4 separate regions of the Homo sapiens genome follow, and regions 2, 3 and 4 are each linked to region 1. Evidence: chromatin contacts called from ENCODE Hi-C or POLR2A ChIA-PET data. All regions are on one chromosome and are shown on one strand. Each heading gives the region's core, a stretch centred on a gene start or an enhancer-like site at or near the end of the contact. The rest is flanking DNA. Distances are from core to core; before and after follow the strand shown.

The links. Hi-C counts contacts between places; a loop is a spot of excess contacts on that map. ChIA-PET counts read pairs that join two places held with the same protein, here RNA polymerase II (POLR2A). Pooled maps may share reads with other maps.
Region 2: a map of CD4-positive, alpha-beta memory T cell shows a loop between it and region 1 (5-fold over the local background). The contact joins the enhancer-like site here to the promoter of PRPF18 in region 1. A Hi-C loop is called at or near these places in 3 of 168 maps with a recorded cell type or tissue (CD4-positive, alpha-beta T cell, CD4-positive, alpha-beta memory T cell and CD8-positive, alpha-beta T cell) and 10 of 50 pooled maps.
Region 3: a loop to region 1 is called in a map of B cell, with 26 times the contacts of the local background. The contact joins the promoter of MSANTD7 here to the promoter of PRPF18 in region 1. A Hi-C loop is called at or near these places in 5 of 168 maps with a recorded cell type or tissue (B cell, CD4-positive, alpha-beta T cell, CD8-positive, alpha-beta T cell and 1 more) and 12 of 50 pooled maps. POLR2A ChIA-PET finds 5 or more read pairs at or near these places in 1 of 52 experiments (CD4-positive, alpha-beta T cell).
Region 4: a loop to region 1 is called in a map of B cell, with 23 times the contacts of the local background. The contact joins the promoter of NMT2 here to the promoter of PRPF18 in region 1. A Hi-C loop is called at or near these places in 1 of 168 maps with a recorded cell type or tissue (B cell), 1 of 37 single-sample maps with no recorded cell type and 8 of 50 pooled maps. POLR2A ChIA-PET finds 5 or more read pairs at or near these places in 1 of 52 experiments (Panc1).

Annotation. Positions count from the first base shown.
Region 1 is chr10:13,585,637-13,588,336 of GRCh38, reverse strand. It overlaps PRPF18 (pre-mRNA processing factor 18), which reads right to left and starts at 1,372. Exons shown (of 10, transcript NM_003675.4): 1 at 1,185-1,372. The coding sequence starts at 1,250. RefSeq lists enhancers at 307-902, 1,078-1,417.
Region 2 is chr10:15,105,293-15,107,992 of GRCh38, reverse strand. NMT2 (N-myristoyltransferase 2) reads left to right here. Exons shown (of 12, transcript NM_004808.3): 12 at 1-2,223. Among named protein-coding and RNA genes, the nearest start is that of RPP38, 9.3 kb to the right of the region's middle. Within about 2 kb of position 1,417, at least 3 of the 41 ENCODE cell types and tissues checked have a DNase peak (open chromatin) inside an H3K27ac peak, as active enhancers do.
Region 3 is chr10:14,836,959-14,839,658 of GRCh38, reverse strand. It overlaps MSANTD7 (Myb/SANT DNA binding domain containing 7), which reads right to left and starts at 1,353. Exons shown (of 5, transcript NM_001378785.1): 1 at 1,200-1,353. It overlaps CDNF (cerebral dopamine neurotrophic factor), which reads left to right and starts at 1,622. Exons shown (of 4, transcript NM_001029954.3): 1 at 1,622-1,827. The coding sequence starts at 1,713. HSPA14 (heat shock protein family A (Hsp70) member 14) reads right to left here and starts at 1,353. Exons shown (of 14, transcript NM_016299.4): 1 at 1,200-1,353. The coding sequence starts at 1,256. RefSeq lists an enhancer at 1,070-1,309 and a silencer at 1,460-1,569.
Region 4 is chr10:15,167,341-15,170,040 of GRCh38, reverse strand. It overlaps NMT2 (N-myristoyltransferase 2), which reads left to right and starts at 1,348. Exons shown (of 12, transcript NM_004808.3): 1 at 1,348-1,538. The coding sequence starts at 1,429. RefSeq lists a silencer at 1,149-1,978.

The DNA.
Region 1 (2,700 bases), core at 123-2,622:
CTCCCGGGTTCAAGTGATTCTCTGGCCTCAGCCTCCTGAGTAGCTGGGATTACAGGCGCGCACCACCACGCCCAGCTAATTTTGGTGTTTTTAGTAGAGACGGGGTTTCACCATGTTTGCCAGGCTGGTCTCGAACTCCTGACCTCAGGTGATCTGCCCACCAAAGTGTGGGGATTACAGGTGTGAGCCACCGCGCCCGGCGGCCCTTCCTCCATGTTTCAGTTGGGCACAAACCCTTCGTAAGGCGACAGAAGGGAACTCTCAGGAGCACTGGGGCACGTCCGCAGAATGCCAACAGGTAGGAGCGGGGATAGGGGGCAGTTAGGTAAACTGGAGGGAAACAGGGTCAGTCGGGGGAAAACAAACAAAGCCTCGGGTTTTCCTGCAATTCCCACACCTGCATCCCTAAGGCTCCCAAGTGGTTACCGGAAAGAAGGCCGTGAGTGTAAGTTGCCCGGGTCCTTGGCGTTTTGAACAAAGAATTGGACAAAACGCACAAAAAAAGTAACAAAACACAGGAATGAAGCAGCAAAAGTAGGGACTTATGAACGCGAGAAAGCACTCCACAGGGTGTGAGTGGGCCCGAGCAAGCGGCTCGAGGCCCCGGTTACAAAGTTTTCCGGGTTTTAGGTACTCCTTCTGAGGTCCCTATCAGCTACCCCGTATCTGGATGAAGGGTTCGGTCTGTGGCTAAAGACTGAGGTGAACTGGCGCCCTATGCAGATGAAGGGATGGCCCGTGATTGGCCCACGGCCAATGCAGGGCACGTTCCCTTCCCATCTGAGAGGTGGTGGAAAGGCAGGGATGCGGGGAGAGCCGCAGCCTGAAGCCTTTGCTACTCGGTGGTGGGAAGATGAGGATTTTTCTTTTGGTTTGGCTTTTGGACGTGGGCGTTAATTGGCCTCAGGTTCCCGCCCCCAGACCCAGGTGTTTTCCTTTTGATCCAGCTTTGGGAAGTCAGCACGAATTGTACTCAAGTTCCCTGCTCTCAGACCCTATTCTCCAGCCTCAACAGTGAGACGCCAAGGGTTGGATCTAAGGGGGCCTACCAGGGGTAGTGGCAGGACACTCGCTAAGCCCCGTCCCCGCCCCGAATCCTCTGAGTATCGTCACCCTCACCCCAAAACCCCGACACACATACTCTCACTCTTACATCCCGACCCCCACGACCGCAGGGTCCTCACCACCAGCAGGTTCCTGTCCTCCACCAGCTGCCGCTTCCGAAGGATCTCTGATTTCAGAATGTCCATCTCGCCGCCAGAATTTAAGCTCCAGTTTCCCGCTCCAGCTCCTCGAACCCAGCCTCACTGGGCCGGCGGCCGCGAACCCACTGAGTATACGGAACAACAAGCCCAAACACCTGAGAACAACTGACAGGAGCCGCTTCCGGCGGAAGCTGGGATGAGAGAGATGAGGGAAGAGAGTGGCCCGGGGCGCCTGTGGTGGCCAAAGCAGCTGTGCGTGAGTGCCCACTGGCGGCGCCCTCCGGCAGCGCGCCTGTAGTTTCCCCTCGTAGGGAGGTTTACGTGAACGTGGACGGAAACCCGGGTCTTTGTAGTACTCTCTGCACCTGCTAGTTGAGTTCCAAAAGCCTCTCGAAGAACACCTCAATAATGCCAGTTAAATCAAGATCTTTATTAACTGGAAATTTACATTAGGGTTTCTGAAGTTACTTGCTTGCAAAATTTGCAAAAGGATGAGAAAAATCTAAACAATAATACTAACTTGTAACAATAGAGTGAAAGGGCTGTCTGTTCATTACTAGCCTGTTAAATTTCCTGTGAACTTAAACGACTACAACCATTTAAAGCAGTTTGGAAGTCAATTTATCTTCACTCCCTCTGTTTTAGATTGCTTACCAATCTTGGTGATAATTGAACATTTACCTCAAGCTAACTAATCATTTTTTGGTCATGTGTTCAGCAATCAAGATTTTTCAGTGACATGATTGGAGATGTAATCAGAAATTCCTTTTTTTTTTTTAAATCCAACCCAAGGGAAAAAAAGTTAAATTGAAGAGAAAAATTATGTCAGAGATTTTTTAAGTCCCTAACATTTGTTTACAGTGGACTTATTTTTTTCATGTCATTGAAGCACGTTTAAAAATTGTTTTTGTGAAATCATAATTGAACAATATTTGACATTTCGTTTTTCTTACTCAAAAAAGGTAAGAAATATCATTTTGTTGAGTCAGCTGATAATGGGTAAAATGCTTTACAAAACAAAAAAATGAACAATTGAATTATTTCAATTTAGAAAGTCTTTTGTGGGGGGTGATACTTCATCTAAAAGATATCTGAGGCCAGACGGGGTGGCTCACCCCTGTAATCCCAGAACTTTGGGAGGCCGAGGTGGACAGATCACCTGAGGTCAGGAGTTCAAGACCAGCCTGGCCAGCATGGTGAAATCCCGTCTCTACTAAAAATACAAAAATTAGCCAGGCGTGGTGGCAGGTGCCTATAGTCCTAGCTACTCAGGAGGCTGAGACAGGAGAATTGCTTGAATCCGGGAGATGGAGGTTGCAGTGAGCCGGGATCATGCCACTGCAGTCCAGCCTGGGTGATAGAGCAAGACTTTGTCTCAAAAACAAAACAAAATAAAATAAAATATACCTGACTTTTGCCAGAAATAAGCCAACACAGGAAAATGTCCTTGAACTAAATATGGCAACACTCTTGCATGAATATGGGTTTCCCTCAC
Region 2 (2,700 bases), core at 168-2,667, 1.5 Mb before region 1:
TACTCCTCTATGCTGATTTTATCATGAAAACTGTCATGTGTCATGCTAATGGAAAATGTCTTATTTGTAAATAAGTATTCATAATTTTGTTACTGATGGTGTTTTTAATCTAGAATTTGAAAAACTTTCATGGCTTACAGATGTGTGTTTATATTGCCAATAATCTGCGGGAAAAATAAGATGCTAACCGAGGCCACGTAGCCTGGCCTCAACTCAGATACCACAAAGTAGATGCCTTGGCTGGGTGTGGTGGCTCACGCCTGTAATCCCAGCACTTTGGGAGGCCAAGGCGGGCGAAACATTTGAGGTCAGGGGTTCGAGACCAGCCTGGCCAACATGGTGAAACCCCATCTCTACTAAAAATTCAAAAAGAACTAGCTGGGTGTGGTGGCGGGTGCCTGTAATCCCAGCTGCTAGGAGGCTGAGGCAGGAGAATCACTTGAACCCAGGAGGCGGAAGTTGCAGTGAGCCAAGATCGTGCCACTGCACTCCAGCCTGGGTGACAGTGCAAGACTCCGTCTCAAAAAACAAAAGTAGATACTTTTCCCTGCTTTTACTGGGCCAGTGCCTAGGAAGTTCAGTGCAGAAGTTAATTGTTTTAGACATGATGGCATTTCCTTCAAGTTATGAGTCCAGTGAAACCAATCATATCTTATCCCAGGCAGGGGCCACCAAACTATGGCCTGTGGGCTAAATCCAGCCCATTGCTTATTTTTGTGTAGCCCACAGGCTAAGAATGTTTTTATTTTCTGGAATGGTTGAGGAGAAAAAGCCAAAAAATGACATCATTTTGTGACATGTGCAAATTACACAAAATTCAAATTCCGGTGTCCCTCAATAAGGTTTTATTGGAACATAGCCATACTTTTTTTTTTTTTTTTTTTAGGACAGGGTCTCACTCTATTGTCCAGGCTAGAATACAGTGGCACAGTCAACAGCTCACTGCAGCCCCAAACTCCTGGGTTAAAATGATCCTCCTGCTTCAGCGTCTTTTTGAAGAAAAAGAACTAGCTGGGCGTGCATACCACCACGCCTGGCTAAGTTTTTCATTTTTTGTAGAGACAAGGTCTTGCTATGTTTCCCGTGCTGGTCTTTAACTCCTGGCCTCAAGTGATCCTTCTGCCTTGGCCTCCCAAAGTACTGGGATTATAGACATGAGCCACCACTCTTGGCCACAGCCACTTTCATTTACATATTGCCTATGGCTGCTTCACACTACAAAGCTGAGTTGAGTTGTTGTGACAGATTGTGTGGCCTGCAAAGCCTAAGATATTCACTCTCTGGTCTTTTACAGAAAGTTTGTTGACCTTGGTCACTACGAAGGAGTTGGAACTCTCCTTTCTATAGGTTGCCGTGATTCTAAAGACCAACCCACAGCTGTGACATCCCTGAGACTACCACCAGAGGGCGACTGGGCCCCACAGTAGTACATAATATAGGACCTCTCTTGGAGATAATGGAAGACTTGGAATTTCAGATGGTTCCACCCTAATTGCATTAGCGTTCTTTCTTAACAGGAGAAAGGCTTCAAGAAACAAAACAGTCCTCATTCACTGGAACAGGGTTTGAGATACCAGCATTAAGTAAATGAGATTTTGACTTAACCTGGAGTCAAGGCTCTAATTTAGGACTTTACTTCCCACTCATTTTCATGCCACAAAGTCTATACAAAGTAGGTTTTCAAATAATTGCAGAATCAGCCAGGCACGGTGGCTCACACCTGTAATCCCTGCACTTTGGGAGGCCAAGGTGAGCAGATCACTTGAGGTCAGGAGTCTTGAGACCAGCCTGGCCAACATGGTGAAGCCCTATCTCTACTAAAATTACAAAAACTAGCCGGACATGGGGGTGTGCACCTGTAATCCCAGCTATTCAGGAGGCTGAGGCAGGAGAATCGCTTGAACCCAGGAGGCGGGGTTGCAGTGAGCCGGGATCACACCACTGCACTCCAGCCTGGGCAACAGAGTGAGACTCTATCTCGAAAGTAAAATAAATAACTGCAGCATTGCCAGTTGGAAACTTTGTCATGAGCTTACCTCACGGTGACAGTTACACTGCTCCTTTAAAGAGTCATTTACATAATTTGTTATCAAATTATTAACCACTTTTAAATAGAATAATAACTACATTTGCCTCCATAATTGAAGCAGATTACTAATTAACATTTTCGAGAATTAAACTGCTTGCTTATGAAGTAGCTATTAAAACTAAATTGAAATGCAATGGATAGTTTCTTGTAGATTTAAAACTGCATTGTACTGTACTTTGTCTATAATGAAAATGTTCTATTCAATAAGGTATCTTTTTTTCTTCTTTTTGGCCAAGATGGCACTAAGTAAAATTTAAATCGAGAGATGGCATAATCCATGAGTCAGCCAGACTTTCAGCTGGAAAAATCTTTAGTAAATACCTTCCTTCTAAATTACAGAAAGTAACTTTTCCATACACACTGTAAACAGCAGACACTCTAACAGAGCATCGGTTATGCTCCATCTCCTAACCTGAAGGACTCTTGTCACACACCCACCTCTGAGAACCCAAGCTCCTCAGTTTTTTTAATCTTTTGGCCACATTTCATCCAATTACCATCATACCTTTTATACGTTAGATTTCCAAGGAGGTAAGTGAATCACGTAATGGGGGTGAACTGTACCCAGTCAAAATAACCTTATCTGACTTTTTCTATATTTTTGATATTTT
Region 3 (2,700 bases), core at 104-2,603, 1.3 Mb before region 1:
TCTACACACAAAACGAAGGCTATTATTACGTTACCTTTCCTACCTCTCTTCCTTCTTACCATTACCATTTCTTTTTTTTTTTTTTTTGGACACGGAGTCTTGCTCCGTGGCCCAGGCTGGAGTGCAGACTGCAGTGCCAGATCTCGGCTCACTGCAACTTCCGCCTCCCGGGTTCAAGCCATTCTCATGCCTCAGCCTCCTGAGCAGCTGGGATTACAGGCGTTCCCGGCTAATTTTTAGTATTTTTAGTAGAGGCGGGGTTTCACCATGTTAGCCAGGCTGGTCTAGAACTCCTAACCTCACGTGATCCGCCTGCCTCGGCTTCCCAAAGTGCTGGGATTACAGGCGTAAGCCACCGCGCTGGGCCCCTTTCTTCCCATTTCTACAAATGAAGTAGTATTATTCCCTTTGGCTTTTCCTAACAAGTCATTTGACATTTAAACGCGGGACTAGTGGCAACGGAGTTCATGATTATCGTTTCTTCTGCCTCCCCACTGATGAGAGAAAGGCCACAAGTCCTGTCAGGCTCTCACTTCCAGAAAGGCCACCTCTGTAGACCACGCACCATCAACTGGCTTCACAGCCAGGCAGCTTTGCGGGACCATCAGCCCCAGCTCGACTGCAGCCTCCCCGCCCCTCCGGGACCTAGACGTTCGGGCCCAGCTCAGCGCGTTCTGCGGCCCTGCTGTCCCAGAGACCACCGCCTCCAAGTACCTCGCGGCCACAACTTTCCCAGGACCTCCCACCCGCGGGAATCCTGAGGCCCTGACGTCAGCGAGACCCCTTCCGGCATCCAGAGGCCAGGACGTCCCCGTGACCTCCCCCAAAATGCTCGCAGCCCCGCCGTCCCCGGGACCCCCCGGGACACCCAGCGGCCCCGCTGTCTCCGGGACCCCCCCGGGCACCCTGCAGCTACGTCGTCCCTGGGACCCCTCCGGGCATCCCGCCGCCATGACGCCCTGGGACCCCGCGCGTCTACATCGCCGCGAGCCTCCGCCGCGGAGTAGACGACTTTCCGGAGGAATCGCCAGGCGCGAGGCCGGGCCTGCCCGGCCCTTCGCTCCGGAGTGTCCTCGCGGCAACGCCACTCCACGACATCCCTAGGCCGGCGACACGCCGCTCTCAAGCCTGTGGATGACCCAGCGCCAGAAAACCGGGTGGCCGTCATGAAGCCCTAGCCCAGCTCCGCAGCCCCTCACCTTATAGACGGCCACACAGGCTGAGGTGCAGCCCAGGTGAACTCCGATGGCCGCCATGAGGCAGCAGGGACGGCAGCGGCAGGAATGAGGGGGTCCCCCAACAGCAACAGCTACCGGCCGCCCAACGGCCCCATCAGGCACCGCGGAGCTTCACGTTCCCGCCAGCCCCCTGCGTCCGGTCGGCCGCTACAGCCTCCCGCGTCGCCGCCAATCAGCGTGAAGGTTCCGCCTTTCTTCACGCGCAGTCCGCGAGTAGCTTCAGCGCGTCTCTGCGCTCCGCGGAAACTGCACAGTGCGCACGCGCAACCGGGGAGGGACGGGAAAAGGCTCCTACACTCCGCCCCCTTCCTATCCCTTCCTTGAGAGCCAATGGAAACTCTGTGTTCAGTTGCGTCATTTGTCCTGGCAACTACTGGCAGATTCTTTCCAACCTCGAATTCTGCTCAGCTCGCTTTGGCAGCTTGGTGGGCGGTGGGCGCGGGTGGCGGAGGCGATTGAAGCTGCTGGCCCAGCATGTGGTGCGCGAGCCCAGTTGCTGTGGTGGCCTTTTGCGCCGGGCTTTTGGTCTCTCACCCGGTGCTGACGCAGGGCCAGGAGGCCGGGGGGCGGCCAGGGGCCGACTGTGAAGGTGAGCGGTGTGACAACTGCTTGCATGGCGGCGGCCCCGCGCTGCGGCGCAGCAGCTGTCGGCTTTGGCTTCTCCTGGCCCTGGCTATAAATAACATTCCGCCCAGGAAATGCAGGCCCTGTCCCTCGTTTTAGATCGCCCAAGCCCAGCTCGAGTAAAAAGCTCAAGCCGGGCCTGGTGGTAACGTGAGGCCACGTTGTGGTTTTGCTGTGAATATTAAACTTCAGCAGTAAAAGCTGGTGGGTTTGTATTTGGATTAGAGTTTGTGCAAAGAATGCTAGATTCAGATGATACTGGCGCCAGATTGATTCTGCTGCTTCCAACCAGCAAGATTTGCCTCCCCTTGCACAGAAGACGTCTTTCAAGTCCAAGCTAGTTGGTGACTCCCCAAAGGAAAACAAAACATGGCATTGAGTTGAGTAGCTTAAATCAGAGGACATAGCTAATATTTGTTAGGACTCTGTAGGTGAAAATTGCTTTGCAAAGGAGTACACTGACTCCTTGGGAAAGAGAGGAATACAAAAGAGTGGTTCCTTTTTGTTCACGGTATCTCAGCTGTGAACTCGCAGTCAGAATACGTGAGTCTGTATCCCACCAAGTCCCCTAGCTCTGAGACTTTGGTTTTTGCAAAATCAGCGTACTTCACTTTAGAGATCTGTTAGCAAAGGCAAAGAAGGTAAGTGGCTATGCTAGCCCCTTCCTTCTGGACTCCTGTAGCGCTCACTCCATGTTTTACTGAAAATAATTAGTTTAAATGTATATGCCCTCAGCTGGAAAATATATCCCTAGTGAACAGGAAATTGTAGGTTCATCATATATGTTGAGTGAATGGATGGGTATAGTCGTACTAAAGTTGTGTTTTTGTTTGTTTTG
Region 4 (2,700 bases), core at 99-2,598, 1.6 Mb before region 1:
ATCTTTTGATACTTCTAGCTCATTGCGTTTTAAAAACATAGTCTCCCTTGGGGAAAAAAGCCATAAAATGCTCCTAGTATCTTCTGCAAAAAAAGGACCCACACCAAAAAATTCAGGTGGCTCTTTAAAGTCTCATTTTCCTCACTGAGCGGGTTCTGATGATTATCTTTGCAAAACCACTGCGGAGACTTCCGGTGGCCTAGCAGCACATTTGAACAAGATCATCTCAGCAAAGCAAAGGACAGGACTGCTCTGTACAGAATGCAGTAGCAAATAAGAGAGGCTGAACTTCACCGGTCTTCTATTTGGCAGTACTACAGAATGCCTCCCTTCCCTCTTCTGAGAGAGACAGCGGACAATTTCAGCACAGAAGGCCGTGCACGTTTGCTTGGAAATCTAGGTCATGACCTTGACTTTGGGAAAGCCAGGGTAGCCTACCTGAAACTGTCCAATCCCCCAGCATCGTGGACACGTCCCCAAGTCCCTCAAGATGTCTGTTCTGGTCTGAGCCGTCCGTAGTAGTGTCCAGGGAAAGCAGGGGTAGCTCAAAAATTTCTGTCAAGAGTTTTAGTGCTGCAAGCCTGGTTGGGACAGGGCGGTGGAGGGCTGGAAATACTGTTTTTGACTTTGAATTTGATTTTATAATGTATTAGATGGATAGATAGATGCGAAATGGAATTGTTAACATGTATGTGGAGGGGCGGGAAGAGTTTCTGGAAAGCCCCATCCCTGAGTGCCTACTCCTGAGTGGGAAAAACCCCTGCACGGGCTGGGAGCGCTCCCTAATTCGTCCAGAAGTAAAATCGCATGGCCTGTGTTCCAAAAATGCCGCCACTCAGGATGTCAAGTCTGCACGTTTGCAGCTTTGAGAGCCGAGCCCCAGGCAGAGGCACCGCGCAGGCCTGGATGTACAGGACTCGGCCCTGTGCAGGGCTGGCCAGGGTGAGCAGGGTTGGAGCTGGCGGGGCGGGGAGGGGCGGGGCCATCTGGGAGGGGCTGCGGCGGTGGGCGGGGTTAGAGGGCGGGTTTGAAGCCGGCAGGGTGGGGAAAGGCGGGGCTGGAGGGGAGGGGTCTCAGAGGCGGGCGGGGTTAGAGAGCTGGATTGAAGCCGGCGGGACGGGGAGAGGCGGGGCTTGGTGGGGAGGGACGAAGAGGTGGGCGGGGTTCAAGCCCGTGGGGCAGGGCGGGGCCGGCGGGCAGGGCGGGGCCGGCGGGCTGGGCGCGGACGGTGAGGGGCGGGGATGGAGGGCGGGGCGGGACGGAGGGCGGGGAGGGGGCGGGACGGAGGGCGGGACGGGGCGCGGGCGGGGCGGGGCGGGGCGTAGCGCCCGGGCTCCGACTCCAAGCAGTACGGCGGGAGGCACTAGAGGGAGCTGCGGCCGCTCCGGCCCGGCCCCGAGCACCGCCTCCCCAGCCAGCGCCGCCGCGATGGCGGAGGACAGCGAGTCTGCGGCCAGCCAGCAGAGCCTGGAACTGGACGACCAGGACACGTGCGGGATAGACGGGGACAATGAGGAGGAGACGGAGCACGCCAAAGGGTAGGGGCGGCGCGCTGGCGCACCGGGCGCGACAGGGCGGGGACCGCGCGCGCCACGGTCTCCCGTTCGGGGGTGGCTCCCAGGACTGGGGGTTCTTCGGCCGCTCCGCCCCGCGATGGCTTCTCCGTGGCGCGGAGCCCATGGTGAGGTCCGGGGCGCGCGGCTCGCGGGAGAGTGCAGTGCGCGGGGAGGCGAGGCCCGGGGTGGGCGGGGAGGCTGGGGCCCGGGCGGGGAGACGCTACTGTCACTTGCCGCGCGCCCCCGGCCAGCCTCGCCCATCCCCGCCGGCGGCCTGGCCCAGGAGGCGCCTGTTGCCCTCGCCCGCGGGTGGCTCCGGTGGGCGCCGAGGAGAGGCGCTACGCCCTTCCCTTTGTGGCGGCCGCAGCCTGGGGTAGGAGGTCGCCCTCCTCTGCTCCCTGCCATCCTTGTTAAGTCCCTTCAGACTCCCTCTCCGCAGCCGCCACCCGAAAAGAATGGGCAAAGACGTGGGTGGAGCGGCGTGGAGGTGCCCCGATGGTGTCGGGGCCGCAGGCGGCGAACTGCGCAAAGTTCTGGCGCCGAGGGGGTCCCGGGCCCGGCCCCTGCTGGGGATACTGGGCTTTGCACCGCCTCGCCTGTCCCTAGAGCTCTTCAGAGCAGGGCCGATCCCCTGAACCGGGCTCCCGCTGACCTGGCCGTATCCTGTTTGCAAAGCTGGTATTTGATCTCCAAAACTCGATGCACCACGCATTTTCACACTTGATCGGATTTCTTAATCCTTTCCCTTTGCCCCCGAACCCTGCAGACTTGATTTGCTCTTCTGTTGGAGAAAAGGATTGCTTCAGGTGAAGGCCGGTGTTGATGCTCTCTTTTTAGAGGCAGTGGGTCATTTTAAATAAAAACTGGTGTCCTTTTAAAGTGCTGTTTACATTACCCTTTTACCCTATTGGATTCAAACTATGCGCTGGCACAGAGCGGTTCTTGCTACACCCTTAGAAGTGAGATTTTTCGAACCATGGTGAGTGATGGAGAAGTGGGTCAGCTTAAAAAACATGATAGGGAGGCCTGAGTCACAGATGGTTTACTCAGTTCGTAGAGAGATTCTTGAAATGATTGATCATTGAAAGTGTAAATCATTTGCATTCTACTTGTCTACTTTAAGATTTATTATAGAAAGGGACTT